Regions from separate parts of the Homo sapiens genome. Here region 1 is linked to region 2. Evidence: chromatin loops called from intact Hi-C (ENCODE). Cell type or tissue: A673. All regions are shown on one strand. Each heading gives the region's core, and the rest is flanking DNA. Links, peaks and the distances in the headings are about the cores only.

The links. Hi-C counts contacts between places; a loop is a spot of excess contacts. Peaks named below come from ENCODE experiments on the same cell type or tissue, not always from the same donor. Only the 100,000 strongest peaks of a DNase experiment are listed, where the experiment ranks them.
Region 1: it touches region 2 in a loop (4-fold over the local background); 9 of 110 quality-filtered maps call a loop at or near these places.

Annotation. Positions count from the first base shown.
Region 1 is chr3:1,080,101-1,085,498 of GRCh38, forward strand. No RefSeq gene overlaps it. Among named protein-coding and RNA genes, the nearest start is that of CNTN6, 10 kb to the right of the region's middle. In A673, for the core only: CTCF peaks have their summits at 2,108 (motif pointing right) and 2,311; no DNase peak of the experiment used is centred there.
Region 2 is chr3:1,985,705-1,991,102 of GRCh38, forward strand. No RefSeq gene overlaps it. Among named protein-coding and RNA genes, the nearest start is that of CNTN4, 110 kb to the right of the region's middle. In A673, for the core only: a CTCF peak has its summit at 2,480 (motif pointing left); no DNase peak of the experiment used is centred there.

The sequences.
Region 1 (5,398 bases), core at 191-5,190, 910 kb before region 2:
GGGACAAATCTAACAAAAAGGGAGTCAGAAGCTGGGGGAAAGATGCTTCTGAGACTTACTTAAGTTTCAAGTGGTGCAATGGGACAGAGCAACAAGTCATCATAGCAATAGAATAGACAATGACACATCCTTGTATTGACTCTTCTTTCTTGTCTCCGCCATCCCTCACGCTTCTTGAGTTCATATTCTGGATTTAACCACCCACATGGAAGCCACTATCTCTGGTTCTGCTTTGAAGAAAACCAAGGCTAAGACCCAAAGACCATAAGCATAATTGGCAGTAAGGCCTGAGTGACAGCAAAATGCCTTTACTGTAGGAATCAGTGGCGACTAATAGATTATGATATTCCTTTGGATGTAAAACATTGCCAGTCTACTAAGGGGTTACTGGACTTGTGATATTAAAAACAAAAGTTTAAAAGAGAGCTAAGGAGCAGAAGGCTGATATCAAAGATCACAATGAAAAATCCACGGTGTTTTTGAGTTGTAAATTTCCATATGTCACTTCTAACCCAGGGCTACTTGGCTACCTGATTCGAGGTGGACCAGGAAGAGCCTGTAATGACACTACAATTGTACATAGTAAAAATGCCTCTGATTCTTCCTTAGAGAGAACTGTGGCCATTTACCACCATACTTGTACTCTGGAAGGAGGAATATCCAGAATTTGGAGAATTTTTGAGAATTGTCGGATATAAGTCTGAACTGACGCCTGTCAAGCTATGATAGTCCACTAGTTAATGTGGACTTTGGAATCCAGATTGAAAAAAAAAAAAGGCTGACCCAAGTCTGTGTGTGCACTGTATATATGGACCAATTATTTGGTTATTTCCCCAATTCCTTAATATAAAATTGGATAGATATGCCTAATTGTCAGCCAGCAAAACCTTCAAATTGGCTTCCTACCATACAGAGTAAGAGTTGCTATGATAGAAAAGCCAACTGAAAGATTCCTAAATATCCTTTCCTTTCCCTACCCCCAGGCAAAAATATGAAATCTGAAGAAATAACACATCCCCTGAGGAAATGTGCAAATTAGCACCACCAGAAAAGATTTAAAAATTGTAATGTTAGTACTCCATTGTATCTCTGTTTGATTGAGCTGCAACAACAAAAACAATAACAACACCAAGTGGGTTGGGCAGTTGGTGAACTACATATACCATTAAGGGTGTAGCCCCAAATGTATCTGCTATGCTACCTGTGTTCTCTTTGCTAGAACATGTCAACACAGCCTTTGAAACTTAGAATGTAACTATTGGTCTAATGATTGTGTTTTTTGCAACTCACATCAGAAGAAGAGAACAAAAGCAGATTGTCTCTTCATGTGAATGACAGTAGTACATTTTCAGCGTCTTGTTACAGGGCTGTTTACATTCTCCTACCTTGTTTTCATATTATAGTCCAGGGCACCTTGATTATCTTTGAATTATTCAGAATATTACTCTGTTGCACTATACTGAAGATTATCCTAATTGACCTGGTCAGCAAGAAAGACAAGTAATTTAGATGTCCTATTAAGATAAACATGCCATATGGTGGGACATAAATCCACAAAAGCCCTGGAACTGTTATATTAAAAATACCTTTGGATTTCCAAATATCTATGGCATCCTAAGACATCCCTTCTAAGATTAAGAAAAACACCTTATTTCATCTTATAATTCTTATTATTAAGGGCAAGTCCTATTACTTGGTGGGCTTTTGGATTTTTGAGCCAATATCTATTGTACCTATAAATACTGACCAACTGAAGAGGGAAGAAAATACCTCAAGCCTATGTAACAATTCACTTGGTGTGAAATGTTTCTGTGAGCCAAAAGTGGGCTGATGTCTCATTGTTTTTCATCTCAGAGGTGGTTCTAAACAAAGTGGCAAATAGAAATCTTTCTGGAAGGTGGAGCTGTGAGCTGTGCATTCGTTGTTCTCTTTTTAGGCATGGTAAAGTGACCAGAGTTACAAATACACATCAACTCTTGACCAGTGGTGAATGGTTTGTCTGGTTAGTAAAGAGTCTGGTAAGGACAAGAATGGAAGTTAAAAACAAGGAACAAATCTTGATGATGATTTGCTCATTTCTTTGTGTCTCATGTTAGTGTCCACCAGAGGGCACCCACTGCAAAGAGGCGGTCAACCACCTAGCTGTTGACCAGTAGAGAACAACCTGTTTGGTGAATGTCAGTTTTCTTTCTTTGGCCACAGGAGTGCTAGTGCAATGAGCCCATGAATTGAGTGTCCATGGCCTCAGGAATAGTAGTGAAGCATGGATTCAACAGCATGGGCTCCCTCAAAGCAGAGAAGATGACGTACTGCCACTGCTGATTGCCTAGTCCACTGGCAACAGAGACCAATCATGACTACTTAATATGACATCATTCCTCAAGGAGTCCAGCCACACTCTTGATGATTATAATAGACATTATCCACTCTAAAGGGAACAGTGATTTATTCTTATCAGTACTGAAAACTACTCAGGGTATAGATTATTTTTTTTCTCTGCCAGCAACACCATCTGAGAACAGAATGCCTAATCTATCATTATGGTGAGATATATGTGTGTGTGTGGTGTGTGTGTGTGTGTATATATGTATATATGTCATATATGTATATATGTCATGTATATGTATATATGTCATGTATACGTATATATGTCATGTATACGTATATATGTCATGTGTACGTATATATGTCATGTATACGTATATATGTCATATATGTGTATGTGTGTGTCATATATGTGTATATGTGTCATATATGTGTATATGTGTCATATATGTGTGTATATGTGTCATATATATGTATAAGTGTCATATATGTGTACATATGTCATATATGTATATATGTCATATGTGTATATGTGTCGTATATGTATATATGTCATATATATGTATATGTGTCGTATATGTATATATGTCATATGTATATGTGTCATATATGTATATATGTCATATATGTATATGTGTCGTATATGTATATGTCATATATGTGTATATATGTCATATGTGTCATATATGTATATATGTCATATGTGTCATATATGTGTGTATACGATATATATGTCATATATGTGTGTATGATATATATGTCATATATATCATATATATACATATATATAAAAAACTAAGATCAAGGGACCCATTTTGTAGCAAAGGATGAATGACGATGGATGAATGACAATGGAATTTTCAACGGTTTTATCATGTACCCTGTCACTCAGAGGCAGCCAGTCAAAAATAATGATGGAATAAACTGTTCAAGATTCAACTAAGTTGAGAGTTCCAGGAACATACCCTGCAGAGTTAATGCTCAGTCCTCTAGAATATGAAATATGCTCTAAGCCTGCATTTAATATATATGGTTCTGTGCATAGTGGGTGGAAGACATGGATCCAGGAAATGACAGGTAATGGTAACATTAGTCTTTCCATTTGCAGAATTTTGGCCTCCCATCCCCATGAGTCCTACCTCTTCTCTTTAACTATCTTATTCCAATAGACCCAAAGAAAAAGAAAAAAGTTAATATATGAGTAGATATAATTAACCCATAATGCCATAAGAAGCCTATTTGCTGCTACACAGTGGCATCTGGAAGAAGTATGTTTGCAGTGCTGGCAATTCAGTGGAGTATCTCCTAAGATTTACTGTACAGTAATAATTGTGAAAGGGCAAATACAGCAATATAGTTTCACTAGGGCAAAGTATGCAATATTATCATCTCTTCAAGGAAAAATGTCTGGATTACTCAAATAGATAAGCAACCTGGAAAAGTAAAATTAGTAGTGAAGCATGAAGAAAGTCTAGATTTGGAAGTAAAGAAATGAAATGATGGATATGAATTACGGCTTAAGACAAGTTCAGTAAGCTTGTGAATTTTTTTCTCTAAGTCTGTTACCCTTAAGTCATTGCAGGGAATTTGGCTGACACAATTCAGAATCTGACTTTGTTACTGATTGGACTTAAAGAAGGTCATGAGTAGATCTGAGTGGTTCAAAGGAGGAACTATATTCTATGCCTTGTTTTTCTGCATCATTTCAAATATTCTCATCCTGACCAAACATTCAAGCTAATGCTTCATTCAGCCTAACATAAATATTACCTGACAGTGATCCATTTCTCACAATTCTCATTTCCCATCCAGCAGTTTCTCTGATACTGAGTACTCACACAAAGCTGACTCTTACTCATATAGGTATGTACTCTAGATGTGTAGAAGAGTTAATATCCCACAGGACAAACTTTGACCAATATGTGGGGTGGCCACACAGTCTCACTGGCTCAGGATTGATTTCAGCTATACCAGTTTTTTCAGTTACTATTATTAATACTTTCTCCTTTCACTCTGGTTATTGTCCTGTTTTACATAATGGGGTATATGGTCACCTTGTTACTAAGGTATCGGAGCCAATAGATAGATGCTTCTTCCATGCTTAATTCAGGTGGAAAGCCCTGAGAGGCATTTGATACACTTTAAAGATGTCTCTATACTATTGAACACGTATTCCTATATGGTGTTGAAAAACTCAATACATCCTTTTATTGGCTTTTCCTTGCTCCATTTTTAACTCACACTGTGATTACTGTTTTCTGAGATCACGTTTTGAAATGAGTGGCTAACGTGACAAAAGGCAAAAACTCTTTGACTGAAGCTCCGCTCTTGGGAGAACCCAGACTAAGTCAGCTTGGTTTCAATAAGTGATAATATTGTATCGACTAGTTATGGTTCCATAGAAAATCATTTCAAAATTCAGTGGCTTAAGACAAGAAGAATTGATTTCTCTCCCATGTATACAAGATGGATGAGGGTAAGGTCATCTAGGCTGTGCTTAGTTGGGCAGCTCTGATGTTTACTGAGATCTTTGGATCAACAGGAATAGCTCTGTTCCAAGTACTTTTCATCCTCCATGGATTGCAGTTTAGCCAAAGTGAGTTTTTCTATGGTAATAGCAGAGGTAACAAGAAGGTAAGAAGAAACACAAACGACAATTAAAGCCTAGGCTTATAGCCAGCACGTTGTGACTTCTAGTCACATGTTATTGGTCAAAGCAAGTCACATGTTTAAGCCCCAAATCAAGGGGCAGAGAAGTATACTCCATCTATGATCAGGCAATGGCAAGAGTGTATGTGCAGGGAAAGGTGAGGAATTGAGACTAATAAATCAATCTACCATATGATTATAAAAGAAATATCAGTATATTTCCTGTGAAAGAAAAGCCTATGACGTATTTCTGGTAATGATGCTAGTAGGCCAATAGGTAAATTCTATTTAATGGGAACTAATGACTCTCATGTTTTCTATGTCTAAACATCAAAGAAACACAACACAACAATTTTTACACTTCATAAATTACAAACAAACAAAAATGGAGGAGACAGAAAAGTTATTTAAGAGACTACACTCT
Region 2 (5,398 bases), core at 82-5,081:
ATTATTCATACTCAGTTTCTGGAACAAGTGTACACGTAATGCCATCTCCTTTTCCAAATTTTTTTGGGATGGAGACACTGATCGTATATCCTGTGAATGTGTACTGTTCTAATATCTTCCAATATACTGTCAAAGTGAGCATAATGAAAATATTGGGCTATGTATAATTTTTAGGCCTAATTTATATATAAAACATGCATGTAAGCACACTTGCTTTTCTCATCAAGATATAAAAAAGATTCCTATATATTTATAGCAACAAATGTACAACAATTTGTTCTTCTTCAATACTCCACTGCCCATAGGCCTATTTTTCACTAGAAAGCACGAAAGATCTTCTGTTCTAAGGTGGAAATGACTGAAAAAGTTCGAAAGCCCTGTATACCAAACTACCAGAAGTGACTATACTTTAGGTCAGGGACTAAGCATAATTTGCTTTCCCTATAATATCGAAAAACATACCCTGGATCTCATTAGGTTCTCCATGGAATGGTGTTGGAGATTCAGTTTGATCCCACACATTGAAACAGCACCTGTCCATGTATTATTTCTATTAATAAATGAATTCTAGTTTGAAAGACTGAGAATCAAGTAAAGTTTTTTTACAGTTACAAATGCACTTTTATGGTAAAACTAAATTTTGATAGACATTTTTGGTTAGGTGAGATATGGCAAATAAATGTAGCAGTTTAATTTTCTCCATAGAAATGAGAAGTAACAATTGTTTCAGTCATCTTTATTTGCACCGTTAAGATTATTTATATATTCTAAATTTATACTATATGTATATCCTAAGAGATTTAGGCAGAGTATTTTACAAGAAGAAAAAGCTTCATATTTAAAACATAAAATCTGGCCGGGCGCGGTGGCTCACGCCTGTAATCCCAGCACTTCGGGAGGCTGAGGCGGGCGGATCACGAGGTCAGGAGATCGAGACCATCCTGGCTAACACGGTGAAACCCCGTCTCTACTAAAAATACAAAAATTAGCCGGGCGTGGTGGCGGGCGCCTGTAGTCCCAGCTACTCGGGAGGCTGAGGCAGGAGAATGGCGGGAACCCGGGAGGCGGAGCTTGCGGTGAGCAGAGATCACAGCACCGCACTCCAGCCTGGGCGACAGCGAGACTCCATCTCCAAAACATAAAAATAAAAAAATAAATAAAATCCCTGGTTTTACACGTGCCAAAGTCATAGACCTACTTAGGACTTGGAGTAAAAGAGAAGTGGTTCATACGTTTATTCACTCACAAAGTGGGTAGCTGAGACATCATAAGGTCTTCAGGTTAGTTTTTATCTTTAAATGAAAATGAGAGAAAGTAAAGAAGAAGTTCATTTCTACTCTGGCGTGTTTTACCAATGAATGCTTATTGGCTTCATTAAAATCCTTCATTGTAGCGTTTCTCAAACTCTGGTATGTTTGAGAATCACTTGGACATCTTGTAAATACAGATCCCTGAGTTTCAGCCCCAGAAATTGAGAAGGTCTTAGGTGGGGACCCAAATGTGCCCTTCTAACGAGTTCCCAGGTGATGCTGATGCTTCTCATCAAAGGACCAGACATAAGTAGCATTTCAAGTCCGCTGACAAGCAAGATGTCATAAAACATAGATGTTATGTAAGAAACACGAAAAGCCTTGGCCATGCAGAGCAAGATGGTGATTACTTACTAGTGATTGCTGTTATCCACGATACTAGTACCGGCCGGGCGCGGTGGCTCCCGCCTGTCATCCCAGCACTTCGGGAGGCCGAGGCGGGCGGATCACGAGCTCAGGAGATGAAGACTATCCTGGCTAACACGGTGAAACCCCGTCTCTACTAAAAATACAAAAAATTAGCCGGGCGTGGTGGCGGCGCCTGCAGTCCCAGCTACTCGGGAGGCTGAGGCGGGAGAATGGCGGGAACCCGGGGGGCGGAGCTTGCAGTGAGCCAAGATGGCGCCACCGCCCTCCAGCCTGGGCGACAGAGCCAGACTCCGTCTCAAATAAATAAAAAATAAATAAATAGATAGATAGATAAATAAAAATACTAGTACTGTGTAACCCAAAAGTAAAAGATAATTATTTATTGGTGCATAAAATAGTAAGAACCAGAAAGAACGTAGGCCAGTTCTCATTTGAGAATCTGATGTTACTGAGATTAAGTTTTTCTACCCACACACTTTTAATGTGTGTCATTAAGTATTTAATAACTGCAATAGCTATCTGGAGGCAGAACATGTCACACATCCTCTATGATGGTATAAACTAGAAGTAGAGAGTCAGAACTTCGGCCAGATTTTACTGACAATTTGGTCAATGTGGTAGTTTTTAGAATTTAACAATGCTTTTTTCAAAAGAAAAGGAAAAATCAATACTCTGAATAACAAACAGTTGGCCCTGGCATCTATTTCACATTTTTCCTGGAAAATGGCACCAATTCCCCAATGTTATGTTAGGGCTTTGTTTTAAGATTTGTAGATAGAAGGAAAGAGTGCCACCTGCTGAGGAAGCCCAGTGCTTACTCCAGCACAGTGGACACAGCGTGGCCGCCCTGACTTAACCTTCTTAGCACCTTGAAAAAAAAAAAAAGGTGTAAATCTATCCATAAGGCAGGAAGAACAAAACGCCCAGAAGAAATTGTCAGTTGGATCTAGACCTTTCAAAACTAAAGGACTCTAATTTGTCCATGTCTTCAAATCATTTTAGAGTATTTATGAGTTATAATTACACAGGGATATTGGGATGCCCCATCTATTGAATCTAAGACTATATGAAAGACAAAAACTGTGATCAAGTTCTTCTGAATCTGTAGAAGCAAGCTGAGAGAAAGCACCTTAGAAATATGAAATCATTGTTATTTTATTCAAAATTGCAAAATGACCTAGTCTCTCCAACCAGGTTGGTTTTTTTTTTAATTTTCTATTCAAATTTAACCAATTCAGCCTCTCAAATCTTTCAAATCATTAATTGAATTAATTTGTAGGATTTAGCACAAAAAATGCCTTGCCTAAAAATCTGCTTCAATATATATCAAAGATAGGTTAAAATATCTTTCAAGATCACAGATTATGGAACTATTGCATGGGTTAATATCAAATATTTGCCCTTTACTAGCTATGTGGCCTTAAATGGTTATTTGTACCTTGGTGTGCTAAGTGGTGAAATATAGATGGTAAGATCATAGAATTATTTTGAGAAAAATGAGATGATAAAGCAATATGCAAGTACCATAAGTAAATGCTCAATAAATATAAGTTGCCACTAACATTTATTATTATTAAAAGTTATGAAAAATAACCCTGAAGAAATTCTTACGAGCACAGAGCTAAATAGCTGGACAACTGAAAGTCAAATTCAAGTATAATTCAGTTTTGGAAATAGAATAAAATTTTAAAATCTTTTCTCTACATTACATAAAAAGTTATTAATATTAAAGGGAATAACTTTTGCATAAAAACTTTGCAGATATGTTATCAATCAAGTTGGAGAAACTATTCATCATTTAACATGTTTATTTTATGTGGTCAAAAATTAACATGATTTAATAGGAAACTAAAGTATTAGTTTCCCAAAAACTTCTTGCACAGGAGTGCTTCTTCTTTTCAAACACTGAAGTCAAACTGGATGACCTAAATAATATTTTTTGCTTGAATTTCATGTGCGCTTAGCTTATAGGGTTTTTTCCTTTTGCTTTGTTTTAAATTAAATTATACTATACAATATTCTAGCCTGTTAAACTGATGAGATTTCAGGGGCAAATTCATTTGATAAGTTATAAGAATTACTTTATTATTTCATACAAAATCATATTCAGAGATAGGCAGATAATTTCAAAATAGAAGTTCTAGGCTTCAACGTAAATAACTGCTGTCTGCCAACAATCCATGTGCTTTCCATAAAACAAGACCAAGAGATAAATGTGACAGCAATTAAGATATTTATTAGATTTTAGGTTACACTATGTGAATCACTGAACCTTCTAATTGATTTATTCTTTGTTGCCTATAACTTACTTTAACATACTTCAGCACAGGCTGTGCGTGTGTGTGTGTGTGTGTGTGTGTGTGTGTGTGTGTGTGTGTGTGTTTTCTTCTGAACCTAGAGGTAGTTATCCAAATGAGAAATATAGTCACCAGGTGTTTAGCTAATATTTAAAAGGCCTCATCCAGTCAAAAGTTACACACCAGAGGTAGACAGCTATAAGCAGTATTTTACATCCCCTCACCATATTAATTAGCATTAAGGGTGTCAGTGGTGGCCTTTCGTTGGTTAAACTGGTAGAATTCAACTTAAGTGGATTGTCTGGAACATTGTAGAGATATTCTCACCCTTGTATGAACATGGTATAAGGATCTAGACATATCAGTGTTCTACACTATGAACAATGCCCTAAGGGTCATGCATAAATGCTGATCTCGAGAGTTTTTGTTACCCCACTGTGACCAGATGATTAAACTATCCCTGCCTTGAGAAGACTGTTATAAACATGATATCATGCAAGGAGTAGATGGAACATTTAAATGGACAGAGAGCTAGGATTTCACTGACCTTACAGAAAAAGTCAACAGTGTCCTATTCTTACTTGGATATACAACGTAAGAATATCTTTTATCTATCTTACAATTTGTAAAGTCCTTTAATCTGGATAATCTGACTTGCTTTTCATAGTCATCTAATGAGGACAGTCAAAAGATTATAAAGTTGCTAATTTCTAAGAGGAAACTAAGTAACTGTTTGAGTTGCCTACATGGCAGAACTCGGTCTTCTATTGAAGTTTTCTGAATCTGCCCCAGGGTTCTTGATCCATTACGTGTGAACTGGTGTTGAAATACCTTCAGGACTTGTATGCTCATGTTGCTGTGGAGCTAGCCATAATTCCAGCTCGTTGTATTCATTAAAGAAAGAAATTATCGTCCCTTATTTCAATGCGAGACTCTGTTCTGTTTCTGAGTGGACTGGATGATTTTCTGGCTTAATAATATTACTTCTATGTAAATTCTGTTTACATTGGTAGAGTTAAAAGTATAGATATGACTACAAATAATTTAATAAGTCAAACCATCAAAGTTGTATTTATTATTCTGTGTATAGAATAATACATGACCCTGCAACTGTCATCTGATGATTGTTCAGCTGGAAAAAAATGGGTACTATTGATAAAAAAAAATACATCACTCTTTGGATGTTTTTACCTGTGAGATTAACCTTTGTTAAATATGGGAGTATTTGTTTTTAATGAGAGTGTTCTGTGTGTCTACTGGTGTAGAACCTTTATGCTAAGGTCATGAGGAATAACATAATGAAATGTCTAAAACACTATTATGTGTGCCAATTCCACTCATCGCCTATAGAAATATTTGTTTTAATGTATCAAAATGCTGTTTTTCTCCTGTTAATAAATAGTTATATCTACTATTTTATTC